2 separate regions of the Homo sapiens genome follow, and region 1 is linked to region 2. The links are chromatin loops, found by intact Hi-C in ENCODE. Cell type or tissue: PC-3. All regions are shown on one strand. Region 1 has its middle 18 kb from the start of NEDD1. Region 2 overlaps CFAP54 (cilia and flagella associated protein 54).

Evidence for each region. Peaks named below come from ENCODE experiments on the same cell type or tissue, not always from the same donor. Only the 100,000 strongest peaks of a DNase experiment are listed, where the experiment ranks them.
Region 1: it touches region 2 in a loop (4-fold over the local background); 2 of 110 quality-filtered maps call a loop at or near these places.

The regions. Positions count from the first base shown.
Region 1 is chr12:96,886,847-96,891,846 of GRCh38, forward strand. No RefSeq gene overlaps it. Among named protein-coding and RNA genes, the nearest start is that of NEDD1, 18 kb to the right of the region's middle. In PC-3, no CTCF peak of the experiment used is centred here; a DNase peak (open chromatin) is centred at 2,895; H3K4me3 peaks cover 463 bases; H3K27ac peaks cover 1,611 bases.
Region 2 is chr12:96,809,211-96,814,210 of GRCh38, forward strand. CFAP54 (cilia and flagella associated protein 54) reads left to right here. Exons shown (of 68, transcript NM_001306084.2): 64 at 2,526-2,632. Among named protein-coding and RNA genes, the nearest start is that of NEDD1, 96 kb to the right of the region's middle. In PC-3, CTCF peaks have their summits at 2,236 and 2,437; DNase peaks (open chromatin) are centred at 1,051, 1,441 and 2,091; H3K4me3 peaks cover 1,516 bases; H3K27ac peaks cover 3,332 bases.

The DNA of each region.
Region 1 (5,000 bases), 78 kb after region 2:
ATACATCTCCAGTATGATCCCATTGGATCAACCAGGGTGCAAACAAGAGGCACATAAAGTGTATATTCAAATGCTTAAAAGTTACAAAGGAAGCTCTAATTATTTTTAACTAAAATGTATTCGGTCCTCCTCACTGGACAAATGCACTTCATAATGACCTGGGAGGCCAGATTATAATGTCAGATTCTCACATTCCTTGGTGTTCTGCAGAGGACTAGGCTACATGAGGAGAGACGGCCCCCAGTTGCGGCCTGTTTTCTTTCTCTTTTTACCACTGGCTCCTTCCAGCACTGTGAGGCCTACACATGCATGTGGACCTCCCACCATTCTCCCAATGTCAAACTCTGCCCAAACCCTTGGCAAACAGCCACCCTTGGCTACTCCTCAGGCCTCAGAGCTGTGTATACAAATAGCAAGTCTGGCCTCTGCAGGGAAAATCTAAGAATCCTGTGGCAGTCTGGGCAGGGAATTCCAGGAATTTAGGTACCTGAGTTTAAAAAAGGCAGAGTGTGGGCTCCAGGCAGGCCAGTCCCCTTAGACCTATGGACCTGGTTCTGTGGGGAGGAGAGCAGTGGCCAGAACACAGCCTTCTAAAGCACTGTGCCTCGGGCCAGACACTCTGTTATCTGGTTCTCAGGGTGGCCCCACAACCAACTGCCAAAATATTTCCGCTTCTGCTACCTGTACTGTAAGTTGGAACTTCCCTAAGTTATTTTTTACTTGAGCTATTGCTATAGCTTCCTAATTGATATCCTGGCCACCAGTGTCACTGCTGGTCATTAGAAACTGGTTCCAAATCCTAGCCTGACTACTTATTAGCAGTATAACTTTGAGCAAGTGACTTAACCTTTTTGGAACATTCACTTGCTCAGCAAAATTGCTCCTAAGTTTCAAACTCACAGAAACTATGAGAGATAAATGTTTATGGTTGTTTTGAGCCATTACAGTTTGGAGTAACTTGTTATACATAAATGAATAACTAATGTATTATCACCCCACCCCACTTTTGAAATCATGGTATAATACACATTATTCCAGAGGGGCTTTCTGAAACCTAATAGAATAGAAAACAATAGTAAAGGTCATTAACTAGAAATATTTTAAAGCATTCTACTTGTTCTATTGGTTCCTTAATAGTACAAGCACCAATTATTTTAAGACAATGACTGAAGAAACCTTACAGGCTAACTAAACTGGACACATGTCATGTCAGGTCCCTCTCTCATGGCATATGTGCAGATTCTACATGGAGGGGGACGCTGTGCTGTGTCCTCCACTCCAGCACTAAGCCCTTCTAACCCTACAGTAGTGTGGTTCCAACACTCCTTAAAGTCTATCACTAAGTCATAGAGACCTTACTCTTCTTGATATTTATTTGGTAACATTGAAGAATAGGCTGGTTTGGTTGGTCAAACATTATATTTAACACTTAACCAGCATTACTGGCTGGGTGCAGTGGCTCAAGCCTGTAATCCCAGAACTTTGGGAGGCTGAGGCAGGCAGATCACAAGGTCAGGAGTTCGAGACCAGCCTGTCCAACATGGTGAAACCCTGTCTCTACTAAAAATACAAAAATCAGCCGGCTACACTGGAGGCTGAGGCAGGAGAATTGCTTGAACCCGGAGGCAGAGGTTGCAGTGAGCCGAGATTGCAATGCTGCACTCCAGCCTGGGTGACAGAGCAAGACTCTGTCTCAAAAAATAATAATAAAATAAAAATAAAAATAAGTAATAAAATAAAAATATTTAACCAGGATTATGAAATTCAAACTGCCTATTGAACCTGGCTAACAACTAAGATAGACATGATCATAATTGTTGTTTACAATGTAGAGAATACTAATTTACTATATTTCTATTCTGAGTCACTAAAATCTGTTTCTAATTTCTTTAGTTTTGTCATTTATATCAGCGGGCCCCAGCGTTTTTGGCACCAGGGACCAGTTTCATGGAAGACTATTTTTCCATGGACCAGGGTGGGGATGGTCTCAGAATGAAACTGCTCCACCTCAGATCATCAGGCATTAGATCCTCATAAGGAGTGTGCAACCTGGATTCCTCGCATGCACAGTTCACAATTGGGTTCACGCTTCTCTGAGAATCTAATGCCATGGATCTGACAGGAAATGGAGCTCAGGTGGAAATGCTTGCTCCTCTTCCACTCACCTCCTACTGTGCAGCCTGGTTCCTAACAGGCCGTGGACCAATACCGGTCCACAGCCTGGGGGTTGGGAACCCTTGATTTATATGTTCTTTTGCTCACTCATTCAGAGTGTATTTATGAAGTATTTTCTATGTGCTAGTTCCAATAGACAGAACAGACTAAATAAGACATTTGCCCTAGAGTCTAATGAAAAAGAGAGAATTTATAGTCTAATAGAAGATAAGTCTAGGCACGGTGGCTCATGACTAATCCCAGCACTTTGGGAAGCTGAGGCAGGAGGATTGCTTGAGTCCAGGAGTTTGAGACAAGCCTGGGCAACATAGCGAGACCTTGTTCTATTAAAACTAAAAAATATATATTAAAACAGAAAGGTGCTTTTAGAAATATAAAACCTTTGCATGAAGGGGAAGCATGTATGTGTGCATGTGTGTATATACACACATAGGTCTATTCATCCTCCAGGTGAAGAGGGAGTGCTATAGTTTTTAAAAAGTACTGAAGTAGAACATGTGCAGAGAATTGCACAAATCCTGAGTGCATGGCTCAATGAATTTATTAGAATTGAAATCACTTAATAACCAGCACTCAGATAAAAAAACAGAATTTTACTAGCACTCAAGAATCCCTTTTCTTGTCTACACTTTGGCAGAGGGGAGGAAATATATCAAACAACTTTTTTTTTCTCTTTCAACAATCTGCTTAACGCATACCTTCCTGCATCGTGAGTCACTCAGACCATTGTTAGTCAGCCTTCAAAAATAGTTTCTCTGAGACAATTCTCTCCCTCCTCACAAGCTAAACAGTGATTAACGTCCAGGTGAACCAGAATAAAAATTTCCAGCTGTCAAATTAACAGCCAGAAAGCATTTTTTTTCTTCACAAAAGATGTGTCTAGACTCGTGAAAATTAGAAAGAAAAAATATTCATTAGTTCATCACGTAAAGGGTTATTCCCTCTAACATAATTCCTAGGTTTTCTCTAGTTTAAAATGAGTTTGACTGTTCTTATTTAAAGTCAAGTCATACACATAAAGCAAACCTAATGCGATCTTTATTACAGGAGTAGACAGGAAGCACACACCAAGCCAATTAGATACTGTAGTCCCATAATGTTGCATCAAAGCTGTGGCATGTTATTAGAGACCAAGTGATGTACAGCATCTTTTATTTTGTGTTTAGAAAGCATGGGACAGCTATCTGACCCAAGGGTGAACCAATGTGGATACCGACAGGCAAAGCATCCATTGAGGTATAGGAATCCAGAGGAATGGTGTTTAAGTCTCCTTGAGATGCTAAAGACACTTTTGCGCTAGGTTCTCCTTTAATCTTTCTGAGAATATCCTCACTACAGTTCAAACAGAATGAGTAAAAGTAAGCGTGGGGCTTCAATAGGCAAAGAACTCAGACTGGGACCCCACAGATCATCTATTTGATGCTGTTTTTCTGTAGAATTAGAAAGGGTGAAGAAAGCTTGAATCACAGCATTTGTGTTGCCAATTTCAATAAAGTTTCCATTGTTTCACAACTTTCTCCAAAGAATCTGAAACCTATTTCTACATAAGCATAACTAGGAGCTTTTTTAGTAAAAATCATGCGTTGTTTTGTTTTCTCTAACTATGGCATCTCCCACAGCACTTGGGACAGTGTAATTGATTAATAAATATTTCATAATTGAATGAATGACTTTGTGGAACTTTCTCCTAAAAATGATGAGGAGCCATTGAAGCATGTTCATGAGAGGAGTGACATGACCAGATTTCGTCTATAGGCAACTCCTTCTGGCAATAGTATGGAGCATATATTAGAGGGACAGACCAGGAGGTATTACTGGGAGGTAATAGTCCTACTCCAGACTAGAATAAGTGATAGCCTGAACTAAGGTTGAGCGGGTTAAGGTGAAAAGTAGAAACTGACTTGAAGGATACTTAAAAAGTAAAATCTATGTGATCTAGTCATTGATGGAATGTGGAGGGAGAGAGAAAATACTAGAGGAGGACTCTAAAAATGATCCTTGAGATTCTGGTATGGTCTTTTGAATGAATGATGGGACAGATGGTTGAGGTGAAAAATACAGTAGTGGGAGGAACAGATTAGGTATCAAACACAGTGAGTTTACAGTAGCTTCTTTAGGTTTGAGGTGCCTGTGGGGTGTCTGATTTAGAGTCAATAGAGTGGAAACAGTTATTAAAGCCATGGGTTTTGATGGTTTTTTTCGCAGAAAAAAAAGGCATAGCATGAAAATCCAGAGGGCTAAAGGCAGAACCACAGGGAATACAGACATTTAGAGGTTGAGCAAAGGACAAAAATACTGACACAAGGAGCAGGATTGCCCACAAATGACCCTGGGTATTTATTCTAGGATACCTGGATACCAAGCTAGCTGGGATCAGGGACCCATGTACCCCTACTCCCAGAAGGGGAACTGAACCTAAGCTTTTCTCTGCTTGACAGGGGAAGCTGCAGCATTCAGAGACCCTAAGCTCCCCAGATACTGCGCTGCTGGTGTACCGCTAAACTAACTAAACATATGTATTAAGATGTATGCATTTCCTACAAGCCACACATAAGAAAGGCAGAATTTCTTCTCCCTTATGATAATTTAACTTTGTTTTTGGCATCAGATAAGATTATCAACTGACTCATTTTTTAAAAGAATAAAAGAATTTTTTTTTTAAAAAATAAAAGAATAAATAAAAACAGGAGCCTTGTAAAGGTATTCACTTTGGGAGGCTGTACATCTATCCTAGCAGGGATGTTACTGAACAAGACATTTTGGAAGATTCTCTTTTGAATTTGCCTCAGCTTGAAAGGGTAAAAATTCATATTTTTAAGGACAAA
Region 2 (5,000 bases):
AATGGAAAGTAATATTCTTCAGTTCATGGCCTTTTTTTATTTAATAATTTCCTCCCTCTGATTATCTTAGTACCTTTTGGAATTTCTATTATTCAGTTATTGAACCAATTGGATTAAGTGTTTACTTTTCTCATTTTTTTCCCTATTATCTACGTTTTTAAATTTAGGTTTCACTTTTGGGGAGATGGATTCAACTTTATATTTTCAATCTTTTCTTGATTATTTAGTTGTTTTGATCATATTTTTATTTTTAAGTAGTCTTCCTTGTTCTCTGATTGTCCCATTTTGTTAGTATCCTGTTCTTGTTTCACAGATACAATGTTGTCTTTCTTCTATCTGAGGATATTAATTATGGTTTCATTGGAGTTTTCTCCTGATCTTTGTCTTATATCTTATTCTGCAATTTCCCTTCTGTTAGTTTTAGTTTTTGCCTTTCATTTCCTGTCTAGTGACTCTTGACTGTCTACTTATGTTTGAAGTGAAACACTAAAAAGCATATTTAGTTAGATATTGACTTGTGGGCCTCATTACAGGATAACTGCAGAAGGAGGCAGTAGTTTCACTGGAGGATGATGAAATTTCAGCACCTGTAGGTCTTTTCTCTTTGACATATCAGTTTCCCCAAAGACAATTCTGTTAGACTCCTGCCTAATTTACTACATTCTGAGAAGGGGCTGTTGTGGGGTAGCAGGATGTCTCTCATTCAGAATACAGACTTTCACTTAATTCCAATGTTTTTAGTAAAGCACCTGAGCGTTGTACCTAACGTCCCTTAGCATAGATCCTCTCTGATTTAACATAAGCAGAGAGCAAAATAGAAGAAGTTCAGCCGGGAGAGAGGAGGCAAGGGAAAGGAGGAGTCTCCAGGTTGTACCCACCCAGATGAAAGGGAGGTTGTCTAATGTTACTCCCTGTTTGCAGTGCCACCTACTCCTGCCTTTAAAGGTACCTGAGCCTCCAGTTCCTGAGCTTCTCGGTGTTCTCAGTCATGCTTGTTGTTGGCAACCCCTCTGAAAACACTTAGGACACAGCCTTTCCTTTCTGCTGAGTCAGCTTTGTTCTTCCAGGTGCTTTCTGTCCTTCATAGTGTTGCTAACATCTTTTGTCTGCTTCATCTCCTCTTGTGTTCTTTCTGTCCTTGTGTACTTACGCCTTTTAAAAATACCTTTACTCTTATCTTAGTTTACTTTGTGAGGAAGCAGAGGTAAAGGCATGTGCTTTTAGGGGTGAAGAGAGTTTTTTCCTCCTCTTCTAAAGATTTGGGTCTAATAAAGTCTACCAAAATAATACTGACAATAGATAGCTTAACAGGAGAAAAAGCATACAAATTTAGTAATGTGTATAAGCACAGGAAAATAACAAGAGAATGATTACCCAATTACTCATACCGGAACTGAATGGACCCAAAGGGTAGACCATAGTTTTTGAATGATCTGTTTGAATGGGACCAAGAACAGACAATAGCTTGTGGGAAGTTATGGGAAGAAGAGCGGTAGCACAACACTGCAAACAAAGGTTGTCCGATTATGCAGATAAAGTCTCCCAGGCAATCTCTCCAAGCTGCCCTCAGAAGAATAGACAAAAACTCTGTGTGGGCCTGGTGATGACTTTTAGTCTTTTCTCCTCTCTGGTGCTTAATCTTTCTTGGTTATTTAATGAGATTCCTAGAAAGGGAGCTTCAAGACTATTGTACGTCTTTTGGAAGAAGTTTTCTCAGGCAGATACGGGAACCTCCTGAGAGAGCCCCTACCTGTGCTGGGTTAAAAGGTCTTGGTTCTGAGGTAGTTTCTAAGGCCTTCTAACGTCCTTTGTTACTTTGGGGCTCTGTTCTCTGAGCCTCAATATGCCTAATTACTCGGTTTTGATTGGCAGCTCTGGACAATAGCTTTCTTATATCTGAAATGAAGGAATTAGACCAGATTATCTCTAAGCTTCTGTGACTCTCAAACGCTACAAATCCATAACTAAGTAGGTGCTATAACTTATGCAACTGACTCTAAGAATTGTCAGAATCCAAACAACAGGGAAATTACTAGAGCATGAATCATCAAGGGACGTTTCATCTTAGCTGTGGTGGCTAGAAAGCTGTGTGTGGATTGGATAAATGGAGAGAAGAGGAAGGCAACAGCATAAGTGAACTCATAGAAATGACTATGCCCACTTATGGGAACGGTACACATTGAGAAGTAACAAGGAACAAAGTTGGCTATTTACCAGGTGTATGCTTAATACTTACTGTAGAGGGCCTTCAAAAGCTGAAATATAAACTTAATTGCAATACAAAATGTCACTCTTCAAAAATAATATCATATTGTTACCAAATAGTATTTATTTTCATCCTACAACCTTTGTACAATTCTGGTTCACATCATTTCTCTTTCAGGTGAATTGAAAACCCAATTTTTCTCTTCTAAACAAATACTTTTCAAAGTACAGTGATATTATTTTGTGAACTAATGCTGTAGTTTTTGAGCTAAACTCTAATTTTGATGTCACATTTTATACCCCTTTTATTTTTCTTATAGGTTTTATTGTTGTATGCATATAATTTGAAGCCTCTGAAGATTTCAGATGTTAGACATTCCACTTATAACAGTACATGTGTTGGCTCTTTATGGATTCCACTGAATAGGCAAGTAAAAATTCCACAACTCGAATTGTCTTTGTTGTTATCTCTCACGAGAATAGACTCTTTCAGTAATTGGCAAGGTGTAGCATAGGAGACCTGCTAAAAGGCACTTCGCGAAGAATCTTCCTTTTGTTTAGAGGAATATTATATTGCAGTGCTTAAGGGCATGAACTCTGAATCCTGCCTGCTTCATTCAAATACCAGTTGTGCCCCTTATTACCTTCACAACCTTGGGCAGTTTATGTAACCTCTGTACTTCAGTTTCCTTATAGTAAAATGGGAATAATACTAATAATAGTACTGAGGGTTGCTGAAGGAACAGTTCATACATGCTTCATAGAGATTACAGAGAGCACAAGGATGTTGTCTGTACTATATTTTGCCTGTAGTTTCAGCGTGGTTAAAAAATAATTTAATGTGGCTTTGTATGGAGTTTCAAAATTAAGCCCAAACTCCACTACCTCCCTTGGCCCACCTTTCCCTCTGTGCCCAGTCAGAAGTCTCTGCTTCATCTAGGTTGTTTTCCTCCCTCTCCATCAAACAGGTCATCTCTCTTAACTTTTTGCTCATGCCTCGTTTCTCTCTTCCTGTTTCACTTTACCAATTTCCCTGTTGTTGTTTTTTCATTTATTACTTAGTTTATTTTTGACTCCATTGTTCATTGCCCTTCTGACCTTAGCCTCCATTTCCTCCATTGTAGGATGGAAATGATCATAACTGCTCTGCCTGCCTTTCAGGGTTATTGTCAGGACTAAGATAGACAGTGTGTGAACATGCTTTGAAAAGCTTAACCACTAACGCCTGTTCCATCACTAAAGCCTGTTCCATCACTAACGCCTTTTCCATCAATGGCTTGGTAAACAGAGAATTAGTGTTTCTCTGTCCTTCCTTTGAGAGTCTTGTTTATGTTCCATGATTTTCATTTTGAATGACTTCTTGGCATCACCATGAAAGAGACAAAGGCTGTTTCAAGTGCTGGGCATATTTTCAATTGTTCAGTCAGTTTATTTGTTCCTTCTTTTCTTTCTTTTCTTCTTTTCTCCTCTTCTCTCCTGTTCTTCCCTTCCTTCCCTCCACTCCTCTCCTCTTTATTTTCATTCAGTCAATTTATTTTCTTCCTTCTTTTCCTTTCCCTTTCCTTTCTTCTTTTCCAAGTGAAATGGTCAAAAACTTAGGTACAGGCTACAGACCAGCATAGCTAAGCAACCAAATCAGGTAATTCTGCACTTGCTTTGTAAATCCAGAAATGTAGATTTTTCCAGCCCCATATGATGAAAATGATTATAATTTCTATAAAGTAGAAAGTCATCAAACTGATAAGCTTCTTTTTTTTATTCCAAAAAGTTTTGAATTTTGGTGTACTTCTGATCAATAGTAGGGTTACTAAAATTAGTGACAAGCCCCAGCCACTGAGGCCATCACAGAGGACCATGCCCAACAATCTTTTATCTCCTTGTCCTTTGGTGGCACTGTGAAAATAAACTATTTCTCTCATCCTGGGTGGCATTCCTTGTGTTCTTATGAGGCTCAAGATTAGTACATGGGAAATTGGTCCTGATCATCCTTTGGAAGGCAAAGTAGGAGTAAAACAGGTCAGAAAAAATAGGCCAGAGAAGAAGAAACTTGGATAACCTGCAAATTGGGACATCCTCCTTTTATCATTCACTTCCTCATCTCCTAGTTAAGTTCTCATAAGAAAAAGTATATTTTAATTCTTTGCATTTTTTTACAGCAACAAAGGAAACAATAGTGTTCTCAATGAACAGACATAAAACCTTCTGTGTAGTTCTATCTAAATTGTGCTGTTGTGACCAAAATCAAGTTCCTTGCCTACTGTCTCTGCCTTTAAACCTACAGTCATCCATGTTTCTACTTACAACTGGGTCCTGCCCTCCAGGCCACAGCAGACCCTGGGAGAGAGTGCCTAGGAGTCAGTAAATTAGAGCAGCGGCTGTGGGGAGCCCAGACGGGATGGTAGATGCTTGTTTGTAGTGCCAAGGTTTAAAAAGCTGGAACAGGCGTTGACCTGGAGGACAGAAATGAAGAAGTACGTGGGAGGACAGGGAAGTGAGGGGCAAATGCATGCCAGAGCACAAAGGGAGGGAGCAAGATGTAGGCAGGTGCAGTCATGGGGTCCAGGCCTCACACCAAGATTCAAGTCATCTGATGTTGCTCTTTGCATGAGGACTCAGCCTGCTTTGCCCGTTCCCAGACTGCTCTTTGTGGAGCTAGATGGGGCCATTTACTCTGCCAGCACAGGCAGTGAAGTTCTGGACACTCATGTACAATCTGAAACCCAAATGTCAAAGAACGGTTTATCCTTCCTAGAATCCCAAGTATTATAAAGGAAAGCTATGCTATTTGTGGAAGA